Regions from separate parts of the Homo sapiens genome. Here regions 2 and 3 are each linked to region 1. A link is an interaction called in ENCODE POLR2A ChIA-PET data of the cell type or tissue named here. Cell type or tissue: OCI-LY7. All regions are shown on one strand. Region 1 overlaps LOC101928911 (a long non-coding RNA gene). Region 2 overlaps LOC101928911 (a long non-coding RNA gene). Region 3 holds the start of LOC124901528 (small nucleolar RNA U13).

Evidence for each region. Peaks named below come from ENCODE experiments on the same cell type or tissue, not always from the same donor. Only the 100,000 strongest peaks of a DNase experiment are listed, where the experiment ranks them.
Region 2: POLR2A ChIA-PET joins it to region 1 with 5 read pairs; 3 of 35 experiments call an interaction of 5 or more read pairs at or near these places.
Region 3: POLR2A ChIA-PET joins it to region 1 with 7 read pairs; 7 of 35 experiments call an interaction of 5 or more read pairs at or near these places.

The regions. Positions count from the first base shown.
Region 1 is chr6:87,797,652-87,801,651 of GRCh38, forward strand. The region is part of intron 2 of LOC101928911 (a long non-coding RNA gene); the gene reads left to right. Among named protein-coding and RNA genes, the nearest start is that of AKIRIN2, 97 kb to the left of the region's middle. RefSeq lists enhancers at 1,073-1,574, 2,213-2,282. In OCI-LY7, no CTCF peak of the experiment used is centred here; DNase peaks (open chromatin) are centred at 1,070, 1,380 and 2,200; H3K4me3 peaks cover 3,646 bases; H3K27ac peaks cover 4,000 bases.
Region 2 is chr6:87,858,668-87,862,667 of GRCh38, forward strand. All of the region lies in intron 2 of LOC101928911 (a long non-coding RNA gene), which reads left to right. Among named protein-coding and RNA genes, the nearest start is that of AKIRIN2, 160 kb to the left of the region's middle. RefSeq lists an enhancer at 3,021-3,834. In OCI-LY7, no CTCF peak of the experiment used is centred here; no DNase peak of the experiment used is centred here.
Region 3 is chr6:87,716,985-87,720,984 of GRCh38, forward strand. LOC124901528 (small nucleolar RNA U13) reads left to right here and starts at 3,931; the gene lies at 3,931-4,000. In OCI-LY7, no CTCF peak of the experiment used is centred here; no DNase peak of the experiment used is centred here.

The sequences.
Region 1 (4,000 bases):
CAAAGTGCTGGGATTACAGTCATGAGCCACTGTGCCCGGCCTTGAATTTTTTATACAGTTAAAATGCATGTCCATTTTTGGGAAAAAATACATAAAATACAGACTATTGATGAAAAATATATCACCCATGATTTTTCCTTGCCCAGGGTCATGTTAACATTTTGTGAAATATCCTACAACACATTTAAATATGTATTTATGCTTTCTATAATTAAAAATGGACCACATGAGAAATGTTTTCAATAATATTTGGTGAAAATATTTGCATCTCCATATAGCTCTGCTGCAAGGTATTTGGTAAGATCCAAATATCTGGGTGTGCTACTAGAAACCATTTTTATAAATAATGTTGAAATGAACAGGTTTGTGTATAGATCTTGAAGTACCCAGCTGATAACTTCCTTGAGATCAAAAGGAAATTCGTGGATCAACCAGCGTGCATTTTTATAAGACATTTAATTCACATTGCCAACTTGCTGTATGAGCCCATTTATATAAATTTCAAAACACTCAAGGCTAAATTACAGTGTTTCTAGGTGAATAGTTAGGTTACAAAAGTAATGGAAATGATGTACCAATTCACCCTCCCACTAGAATTGTACAAGAATGCCTCTTTTCCTACATCTTTGCTAACATTGGGTATCATTAATTTTTTTTCACAGAAAGTCTTTTAGTTTCTTCTGAAGGAGTGAAGCCCTTGTCCTCCCTGATTTTAATGTAATTGTTTCTTTGCTTCTCTTTTATGCTTTTGCTGCCTAACTATTCACCCTAGAAACATTATAATTTAGTCTTGCATGTTTTTAAATTTATATAAATGAGATTATGTAGCATTTATTATTTTACTCCTGGCTTCTTTCATCCATTATTATGCCTGTTAAATACATCTATGTGGTCACATGGAGCTGTGTCATGTCCATTTTCATGGATATATATTATTCCATTGTTAGAACACCCAGCAATGTATTCATTCTATTGTTGCTGGACATTTTAGCTGTTTCTAGCTTTTGACTCCTATCAAGAATGCTGCTGAGAACCTTCTTATACAGGTTTCCTGTGCACAAGCTTTTTTTAAAAGGACAGCTGTGATTCCACTTTATGTCACTGGGAACTGGAGCCTTTTGGTAACAATGAGATGCAGGGATCTAACTGTGTATTCAGGATGCTGCTCTAGCCCATTTCCTGCTTGCCACGGGGTATGTGGATGGGGCTGGAGGTCATTCTTATTAAAATTCTTCCTAAAAATCAAGGCAGAAAGAAGCAAGAACTTTCTGGGCAAGATAAAGGGGACAACTTGAAAGGGTACTGAACTGGAGATCAAAGAGCCCTTCATGCTGCTGGCTTTTGATGTTAGCATTAACTGCACACACTGTGGTCATTAATTAACTTGTGTTCAGAGCTTGCTGCATTCCCCCACCTACTGTCTCCTAATCAGCAACCCTCCACTCAAGGCCAACATCATCATTATCAAGTTCTGGGACTTGATGTGAGGGTGCCTTTGGCTGCTGTGGGCACTCGGTGCTGCTGGAACAGCCCTGGGGAAGAGCTTTGAAGCACACTTACAGAGGCTGTAAAATCTGAGAAAGTTGGGACCAGAAGTCCTGCCTGCTGGATCATGACAGGCAGACTCCATGGCTTTTACAGGCTTGTTGGAGAAAGTGGAGTTTCGATGAAACATAAGTGGTGCTTGTTTTCATTCCATGTAGCTAGTAAGCAGGGCATGTTCAGGGAAGAATCCCGTTCTTCTACTCATACTCCCTTTTGTCTTCCTCGGCTCCATGCCTCTTGTTTTAGAAATTAATTTATCTATGTAGCTCTGAGGAATAGAAATTAATTTGTTTTAGAAATTAATTTATCTATGTAGCTCTGAGGAATAGATATACATATCCCTCTAATGAGCCTTTGACAGAGGTGCCAATACAGCCCTAAAGGCAACAAGGGAAAACAGAGGACTGAGAAGTGGGAAAAGGAAACATGGAGAAAATGGGTGTCTACAGGTAACACTAATCTATGGTGATAGAGGCGAGATGAGTGGCATCAAATGGGAAGGGACACAAGGGAACGTTTTGGGGGAGTCAGAATATTTTAAATCTTGATCTCGGTGGTGGTTATGCGCATAAATTCATCAAGTGCACACTTAGATCTTTGCACTTTACTAAATGTAAGTTATACATAAAAAATGAAGTCTGCCAGGGAGTTTCGCTTTCACTGGCCATCTGTGCTTTACCATCAACTTCCTCCTTTATACTACAGGTGTTATATATATTCCATATACACATGATTTAAACCCCTCAATTATGATGCTATAATTTTTACTTTCAACAGTGATACGTATTTTAGAGAAAAATAATAAATATTGTTTTTTATATTTACCCATCTAGTTACCATTTGTAAAGAATGTTTTGGGAAATCCAAATTTCCATCTGCTATCATTTCCTGTTAGCCTGAAAAACTTTCTTAAGCATTTCTTGTGGTGCAGACAGCAAACATTGTTAGTTTTCATTTATAAGAAAACGTCTTTATTCTGCCTTCAGTCTTGAAGGATATTTTTACTAGATATAGAATCCTAGCTCTAGGTTTTACCATTTTTCCTTTTGCACCTTAAAAATATTTTACTCTTGGCCGGACACAGTGGCTCACACCTGTAATTCTAGCACTTTGGGAGGCAGAGGCGGGCAGATCACCTGAGGTCAGGTGTTTGAGACCAGCCTGGCCAACACGGTGAAATCCTGTCTCTACTAAAAATACAAAATTAGCTGGGCGTGGTGGTGTGTGCCTGTAATCCCAGCTATTCAGGAGGCTGAGGCAGGAGAATCACTTGAACCTGGGAGGTGGAGGTTGCAGTGAGCCGAGATCAAGCCATTGCACCCCAGGCTGGGTGACAAGAGCGAAACTCTGTCTCAAAAAAAAAAAAATTTTTTTTTTACTCTCTTCTGGCTTCTTTTTTTTTTTTTTCCTAATGAGAAATCAGCTATCATCTGTATTGTTTTCCTGTATATAATGAGTGCTTTACTCTGATGCTTCCAAGATTTTTTTTTTTGTCTTTGGGTTTCAACAGTTTGGGTAAGATGTACATAGGTATAGTTTTCTTTGTATTTATCCTGCTTGGGGTTTACTGAATCTTTAAATGTATGTCCTTTAGCAAGTTTGGTAATCTTCCTCTCATTATTTCTTCAGAAATTTTTTGTGTCCCATTCCTTCTCTTTTCTCTTCCTCTGGGACTATAATTACGTGTATGTTATACATGTTATTCTTTGCTTTCTCACAAGTCCTGGAGGCTCTCCTCTTTTTCAATTTTTTTTCTGTTTTTATTTATATTTTTAATTTATTTCTGAGACAGAGTTTCATTCTTGTTGCCCAGGCTGGAGTCTAGTGGCACAATCTCGGCTGACTGCAACCTCCGCCTCCCGGGTTCAAGCGATTCTCCTGTCTCAGCCTCCAGAGTAGCTGGAATTACAGGCACTCACCACCATGCCCGGCTAATTTTGTATTTTTAGCAGAGACGGGGTTTCACCATGTTGGCCAGGCTGGTCTTGAACTCCTGACCACAGGTGATCTGCCCGCCTCGGCCTCCCAAAGTGTTGGGATTACAGGCATGAGCCACCACCCCCAGACTTTTCTGTTTTTAGATTGGGTAATTCTTTTGATCTATCTTCACATTTACTGACCCTTTCCTTTGTCATTTCCAATTCATTGTTAAGCCCATCAGTGAGTTTTTAAAATTGCAGATATTATATTTTGTAATTCTAGTATTTTCATTTGGTTCTTTTCTATTTCTCTGTTGTGATTTTCTTTCTGCTCATTTGTTATGAGTATATTTCCTTTATATATTTGAGCGTAATTATAATGGCTGTTTTAAAACTTTTGTTTCTTAATTCCAACATATAAATCATCTTAGGAGTCTCCATTGATTGTCATTTTTCTTGTATATGAGTCATATTTTCCCATTTTTTCTTATGTCTTGTAATTTTGGATCATGTTGTGCATATTGTGAATGATATAG
Region 2 (4,000 bases), 61 kb after region 1:
CCACGGGCTTCCAGCAGGTGGTATATTAGGAAAAATATTTACATAAAAGAAGATAAAGAGTCATTTTATTTTCATCCTAATCCATGTTCTACCTTAATTGCCTTATGGAAAAATCCTGTTTACTTGGCCCTCTTTCTTGTGCAGAAATATAGATCATGACCATTGGAAAATGGAATTGCAGTCTTCTGCCACAGCAGGAAAATACATTATTGTTGGGTTGGGTGTTTCATTAAAGGTTTCTGCAGAGGCTGAATATCTTTATCTAAAATTCACAAAAATGCCTCAGGCCAATATCCTAAAAAAATGAGAATTATTTACCTGGAATCTCCTTGGTTCTCTCTCTGTTGCTCGTTTTCTTTCTCTTTTCTTATCTTGCTGATTATTTTACTGTGGCTCTGTACAGCCATAAGATTCTCTACTAATTTACTACTTTTAACCACTCTCGATTCAGTATCAGAGTGATAAATTGTTTGATTCTTTTTTCTGTTGTGGAGATCAGGAAGTGTAGGAGATTTATACCTAAATATTCTTCTTCCCGATTTAAGAAGGAACAATAGTCTCGAATTCCTAGGAAAAGATAATTTGGAGAATCCATACCAGAACGAGTGTTCCAATGAAGATGTTTTCTTTGCATGCTGATTTCTTTCTTGTAGGTTATCTCTTTATTGCAGAACCACAGAAGTTGGAGGGGTCTCCAGAGGATGTCTAAGATGAATCACTGCCTCAGGCAGACACAGACCAAAGAGTGGTGTGAAGTTAGATTCTGGGCCCAAACAACCATTCCAGAAAGAGCTCTATAAACTTTCATTATTAATAAATAAAAACATTCTGAGATGCTCTGCTAACTAAGTTTTATGGTCAATATTTATAGCTAGTTACTAAATTACCACTAAAAGCTTATCACAGGTCCATTTCTAAAGATGCATATTATCTAACAGGGTGGTTGTTCTTAATCACATTCCATTTTCACACTTAAAATAGGTAAAAGCACATATCCATGTTCCCAAAGGTTTGCATCTCTAATAGAGTTAAAATTGCACTTATGCATTTTTCTATAACTTTGTTAGTCTTAGCGTTGAATACCAAACTTGTCTTTACACAGGCAAAACACAGCTAAAGTTGTAAGCACTGTCTGGCCATTAAAACTGTAAGCACTTCACTTGACAGACCCAAATAATCAAGGAGGAATAACTTGGGGGAACTTATATTGACTCTTTCAATTCTCTTTTTATAAGGAAATCGTTTCCTGTGTCCAATTTGATTATAGGAAGAAAATGATGAAGGTGGCCTCACACATGCCTAGCTTCCTCCTTTTGCCGGGCTCTTACAAAATACCCTTGACTATGTGGCTTAAACAACAGGCATTTATTTCTCATAGCTCTGGAGGCTGGGAAGTCCAAAATCAAGGTGCTGGCATATTTGGTTCCAATGAGTACCTCCTTCCTAGACTGCAGACAGTCGCCTTTTTGCTGTGTCCTCACATGGCAGAAAGACAGAGACCAAGCTCCCTGGTGTCTCTTATTATAAGGACACTAATCATATCATGAGAGCCCCATTCTTATGACCTCATCTAAACCCATTTATCTCCCAAAGGTCCTGGCTCCAAATACCATCACATTGGGTATTAGGGCTTCAACATATAATTTTGTGGGGACAAAATTCGGCCATATCATATAGAATACAATACTATTATAAGTATACAAATTATAAGTAGACAGCTCAATAAATTTTTGCAAAGTGGACCAGGCATGGTGGCTCACACCTGTAATCCCAGCACTTTGGGAGGCCAAGGTGGGCGGATCATGAGGTCAGGAGATCGAGACCGTCCTGGCTAACATGGTGAAACCTTGTCTCTACTAAAAGTACACAAAAAAATTAGCCGGGCATGGTGGTGGGCGCCTGTAGTTCCAGCTACATGGGAGGCTGAGGTGGGAGAATGGCATGAACCCGGGAGGTGGAGCTTTCAGTGAGCCGAGATCGCGCCACTGCACTCCAGCCTGGGCAACAGAGCGAGACTCCATCTCAAAAAAAAAAATTTTTTTTTGGCAAAGTGAGCAGACCTGTGTAACCAATGTCTGGATCAAGAAACAGAATATTACCAGCAACATTCTCTCCCTGCCCCAATAGTATCACTATTCTGACTTCTTGACACCATCGATTGGTTTTGCCTGTTTTCGAACTTTTGAATACTCTGTGAAGAATATCTATAGCAGCACTCTTTACAATAGCCTAAAGGTGGAAGTGATTTGGTGAACATGCGTACCCATTTCTGTTGGGTATAGACCTAGAGATGGGATCGTGGAGTCATCAGGTATGTGTATGCTCAGCTTTACTAGATATTGACAAACAGTTTTTCCAAACTGGTTGGGCCAATTTAAACCCCCATGAGTTTGAGAGTGCTTATTGCTCCACACCTTCACCAACACTTTGTATTGTCAGTCTTTTTCATTTTAGCCATTCTAGTGGTATGTAATTGCATCACATGTGCTTTAATTTGTGCTTCCTTGATGACTAATGAAGTTGAGCATCTTTTCCTATTTTTAAAATTACAAGTGCTTTTAATTAGGATACCATGACTGCCAAACAGCTCCACCCTACTTTGTGTCATCTGAAGGACTAAGCTGTGCATTGTAATTCAAGTCTTCACTGTAATGATACTCTATGGTGCTTGGACTGACATCAAGCCACTCGGCTCGATTATACTTCGGTCTGGCCTTTGACTAAGTGTTAAGCCATATTTTGATAAGTAATTAATGAGAATATAATGTAGACTAGACTTGAATCTCTGGAGGAAATTAGCTCTAATTCTGCCTCCCTTATCTACATAACATGTAGATCAACCCTGTAGTAGAAGAACTACCTCTCAGGCTGTTCTTCATGGATCCATGCAAGGTTATTTGAACCTAGTGCTTCTCTGAGTCATGTCAAATAGATAGTTTGATGATTTGTCCTTGTGTATCCACAGGAATTAATGTTAAAGGATGTGTTATAATTGTCAGTCTCATGTGTCTTCCTCCTTTCCCTGAAACTGTCAAGGCAGTGGGACTCTATGCTGGCAGGAGGTTGGAACGTTAGTTGCTTTAACATCACCATTTCCAAGGTTCTCTATCTCAGGCAATCCTTTCTCCTTTTAGTTGTGTCTGTTTAAAAATACCAAGCTTTTCAGATGGCCAACATCCTCTTGATGCTAGTTTTCATGCGCGTCCGTGTGAAGAGACTACCAAACAGGCTTTGTGTGAGCAATAAAGCTTTTAATCACCAGGGTGCAGGCGGGCTGAGTCCGAAAAGAGAGTCAGCGAAGGGAGATAGGGGTGGGGCCGTTTTATAAGATTTGGGTAGGTAAAGGAAAATTACAGTCAAAGGGGCTTTGTTCTCTGGTGGGCAGGAGTGGGGGTTGCAAGGTGCTCAGTGAGGGAGCTTTTTGAGCCAGGAAGAGCCAGGAAAAGGACTTTCACAAGGTAATGTCATCACTTAAGGCAAGGACCAGCCATTTTCACTTCTTTTGTGGTGGAATGTCATCAGTTAAGGCAAGGACCGGCCATTTACACTTCTTTTGTGGTGGAATGTCATCAGTTAAGGCAGGGCAGGGCATTTTCACTTCTTTTGTGATTCTTCAGTTACTTCAGGCCATCTGGGCATATACGTGCAAGTCACAGGGGATGCGATGGCTTGGTTTGGGCTCAGAGGCCTGACACTAGTCAGTTCACTGTGGTCCACCAATGGAGTTGATTATGAAATTTGAGGTAAGGATGCTGACTTTTGGAAGGTGTCCCCAGGTATCTGCTTGGTAATCTTATGGAATGATATATTATTATTTCTCCCAAAAGGGAGCCACTCTAATAATACATTGTTCAGTGAACTTTGAGTTTATTTAAAAATGATGCATTAGAACCACTGTGAACTTTAGAAACTGCATGTTCTGGAAACTATCTGTAGAGTTTCCTTAAGAAGTATGTTATTTGCTATGCTTTTTAGTTGGTATATCTTTTCTTAAGAATAT
Region 3 (4,000 bases), 81 kb before region 1:
TGAATATGTGATAGAATAATATTTTTAATAATTAATGGTAACTTTTTTCTCCCATATTTCCACCCTTCTTTTTCTCTCCCACTCCATTCCATTCAAGCATGTATTCCTTGCATCACATTCGAGCACGTGATTCATTGCTTCAGAAGAGGAACATTACCAAGTGGAAAGCAGAAATGGTTTCTAGCTTTTGTGTTTCCAAAAAGCCTAAACCTATTAAGCGAATTATGCCCAGTGCTTTGAGGCAGTAATAACAAAATGGAGCAAGTGCCACTGAGAAAAAATAGCAGCAGTATTGAGAGAGGGCAGCTTTCCCAGGACTAGAAAAATATTTCTAACTTCCTGAGAGTGGGTGTAGGGAAGAACAAAGACAAGAGGGAGATTAGGGGATCAAAAACGAGAGGACTGGGCTGAAGAGGCCAGGAAGACAGAAACCAGACACATCTCAGCTACAGTGGGCCATCTTCCAGAGTCCAGGAGCCACCTGGGAGCTGGGAACTGCCATTGCCTAAATCCAGAGTCTCTGAGAGCCAGCTATTCCCTCTCCATGTTCATGACTGTCTGCAGGAGTAACACCATTTGCCTCATGCAACCTGAACAACTGCACCTTCAAAACATCCTTAGCCCATCAGAAGCCCAAGTAAGAGTAGCTGGGGTCCTGGATACCCAGAGGTTTGGTGAAAGTCAAGTGGAAATCAGCTCTAGAGTTCATATGGGGGGATTCTGCCTGGAATAAGCTGTAGGTCCACCCTGAGCTGGGAGAGCAGTTCAACATACCAGAATATTAGGATCACCAGACAGACCTGCTGGGAGTCTATAGCAAATAAGGGCCTATGCTGTGTTCTAACAGAAGCGCCAACTGATTGTATAATAGTTGATTGAGGTCAGCTTACAAGTGAGTTTTCCTGGTCCAGTATAGGGGATTTGCTTTGGTTGGTTGTTCTCATCAGAGTGCTTTTGGGAAGAAAAAACTCTGCAGGCCCACTGTCTTTCTTCACATCTAGCCCCTTCACTCATTAACATTCCTGCCTGGCCCCTGAGGACATCTAAATTTTCTGAGCCCTCCTATGCAAAGTGCTCGACCTACAATAGGGGGATTCCTTGACATGAAACCCTGACACTATACAAAATCACAAATACATGCATTTTTCTAAGGAGCAAGTCTTAGCTTTCATCAACTACTCAAAGGAGTGTCTGATACTTGGGTTGGAATCCTGGCTGCTGTTTACTAGCTGTGTGACCTTGAGCATGTCACTTAACCTGTCTATGCTTCCATTTCCTTATCTTTGAAATAGGGATGGTTATTTATTTTTGTATTTACTTATTTATTCAGAAACAGAGTCTCACTCTATCATCCATTTCATCCAGGCTGGAGTGCAGTGGCACAATCATAACTCACTGCAGCCTCAAACTCCTGGGCTCAGGTGATCTTCCCGTCTCGGCCTCCCAAGTAACTGGAACTACAGGCACATGCCACCATGCCAAGCTAATCTTTTAATTTTTTGTAAAAACAGGGTCTCACTATATTGCCCAGGCAGGATTCAAACTCCTAACCTCAAGCAATCATCCTGCCTTGGCCTCCCAAACAGGGATATTAATAGTATCTAACTCTAAGGGCTGATATGAGGAGCAAATGAGCTAGTATATGTAGAGGGCTTTGAATGACCAACTCTATATAAGTGTTTGCTATCATTATTATAGAGGACATAGACCACAGGGGGGATGGGAAGCCTGTGTCTAAGGGAAGACAGTGTAGAGAGGAGAGTGAGTACACCTTTGTTAAACCCAGCCCATCTTTAGGACGTACCTGCACAACCTTCAGAGCTTGCTTACTCAACAAAGGGTCCCGGCATAAACCTCACACTGGAAGTGGGCAGGGAGGCTGCGCTGCCTGTGGCCAGAAATGTGCTAGCTGCTAGGTTATTAGTGTACCTCCTGTTCTAAGAAAGACAAGGATCTGAAGGTGGTAGTAAGAGGGCGCCTGAAGTCGTAATCTTGGAGACCACGATTCTGCCCTAGAAGCCAATGTCCCCTAAGTTCTGGGCTGTAGTCGCCAAGCTGGCCTGGAGCAGGAGGTATAGCAGAATCAGACAGCAGAAACTGGAAACCTGCTCCTCCACTTTCTAGCTGAGTGTTCTTGGGCAACTTACTAAACCTCCCTAAGCCATCATTTCCTTTTCTGTCAAATTGAGCAATAATATACGCACTATGGTCAAATAATTAATGTATGCAAAGCACTTAGCAAGTACATAGTGAGTGCTCAATAAACAGAGCCAATACTATGGTAACGCTGCAGTATTGAGATCAGGCTGACAGGGAGCTGAGTGGCAACTGATCAGATGGGGAATCCTAGAAGAGCAAGTTGAAGGAGTAATACAGTGATGACACATGTGGTCCATTGTGCAATTTTTTGCTTTGGCTTGCCTCAAAGCTTGGGATCCCAGATTTGTTAGGGTCTCTTTGGGCTTCTTAGGAACCAGGAGGGAGGAAAATAAAGATCAGAATATTCTTTCAAAACCATTTCCTCCCTCCCCACCCTAACATTCCTATGAAGAGAACTTGTGATACTGCTTATCTTAACAGAAATCCAATCAAACTAGCTTAAGGACACAGAACTTTCTCACAGGCCTGGAGAAAGGATGTGATCAAGGCCACAAGCCCTCATCTCTTCTGCTTCCAAGGTATCCCTGTTTCTTTTCATTCTGCAAACCTACTTTCTCCTTTTTATGATGTACATGATAAAAAATTGTTGACCCAGACAGCACTGCATGATTTCCTGGCTTAAATACAGCAGACTAGAGGTGCCCTATTCTCCAACCCAAATTCCTGGAAGAGGGAATTTATTGGCTCAGCTCCTATCACATACCTGCCCCTGATACTCTCAATCAAATGTACGTATATATGGGATGGGGGGATTAAACAGATTGAGTAGTGCAGACACATAATTTCAAACAATTTGTAGAAGAAAAAAACCAAATGGCTAACAAACACTTGAAAAGATACTCGTCTTCACTAATATTCAAAGAAATGCAAATTAGTACAACAATGTGAGGTACTAATTTTTTTTTTGGACTGTCAGATTGGCAACAATGAAAAATAAAGGTAACTGAAGGAAACTTGCTAAGAGAGGAAGGTGATATGATTTTTCTGGTGTCCTATTGGGCATTATGTTTTAATATTTTAAATGTGCATAAGCTTTAACCCAGTTATTTTACTTACACAAATTTATCCTAAGGAAATAATCAGAACATGCATAGGCATATATCTACATATATGTTTATTGCAGTATTTCAGTATTTAAGAAAAACTTAGAACATCCTATATGCCCTTCAGCGGAGGGCAGAGATTATGGTACAAAAGAATGCTGAGAGACCATTATAAAAATTATAAAGAATGAGATGGATCGGTATGTAAAATGTATATGACAAATTGTAGAGAAAAAAAAAAAGCCAGGCATGGTGATTCATGCCTGCAATCCCAGCACTTTGGGAGACAGAGGCAAGTGGATCACGTAAGGTCAGGAGTTTAAGACCAGCCTGGGTAACATGGTAAAACCCTGTCTCTACTAAAAATACAAAAATTAGCCAGGCATGGTGGCACACACCTGTAGTCCCAGCTACTTGGGAGGCTGAGGCACGAGAATCATTTGAACCCAAGAGGCAGAGGTTGCAGTGAGCCAAGGTCATGCTACTGCACTCCAGCCTGAGTGACAGAGCAAGACTCTATCTCAGAAAAATAAAAAAAGCAAGGCACAGAAAAGAGTGGATAATATGACCCCATTTTTGTTAACATATAGAGTATGTATTATGTACTATACATAGTATATTCGGGGTACATACATATATGTATACACACACATATATATATTTGCGTGTGTGTGTGTGTGTGTGTGTGTGTGTGTGTGTAATATGTATCTGAAAGAATACATATTAGATCCTTTTGTAGTTCATGAGCAAGATGATTGGGTGATCATGCACATGTGTGAGATGGGCCATCCTCAAAC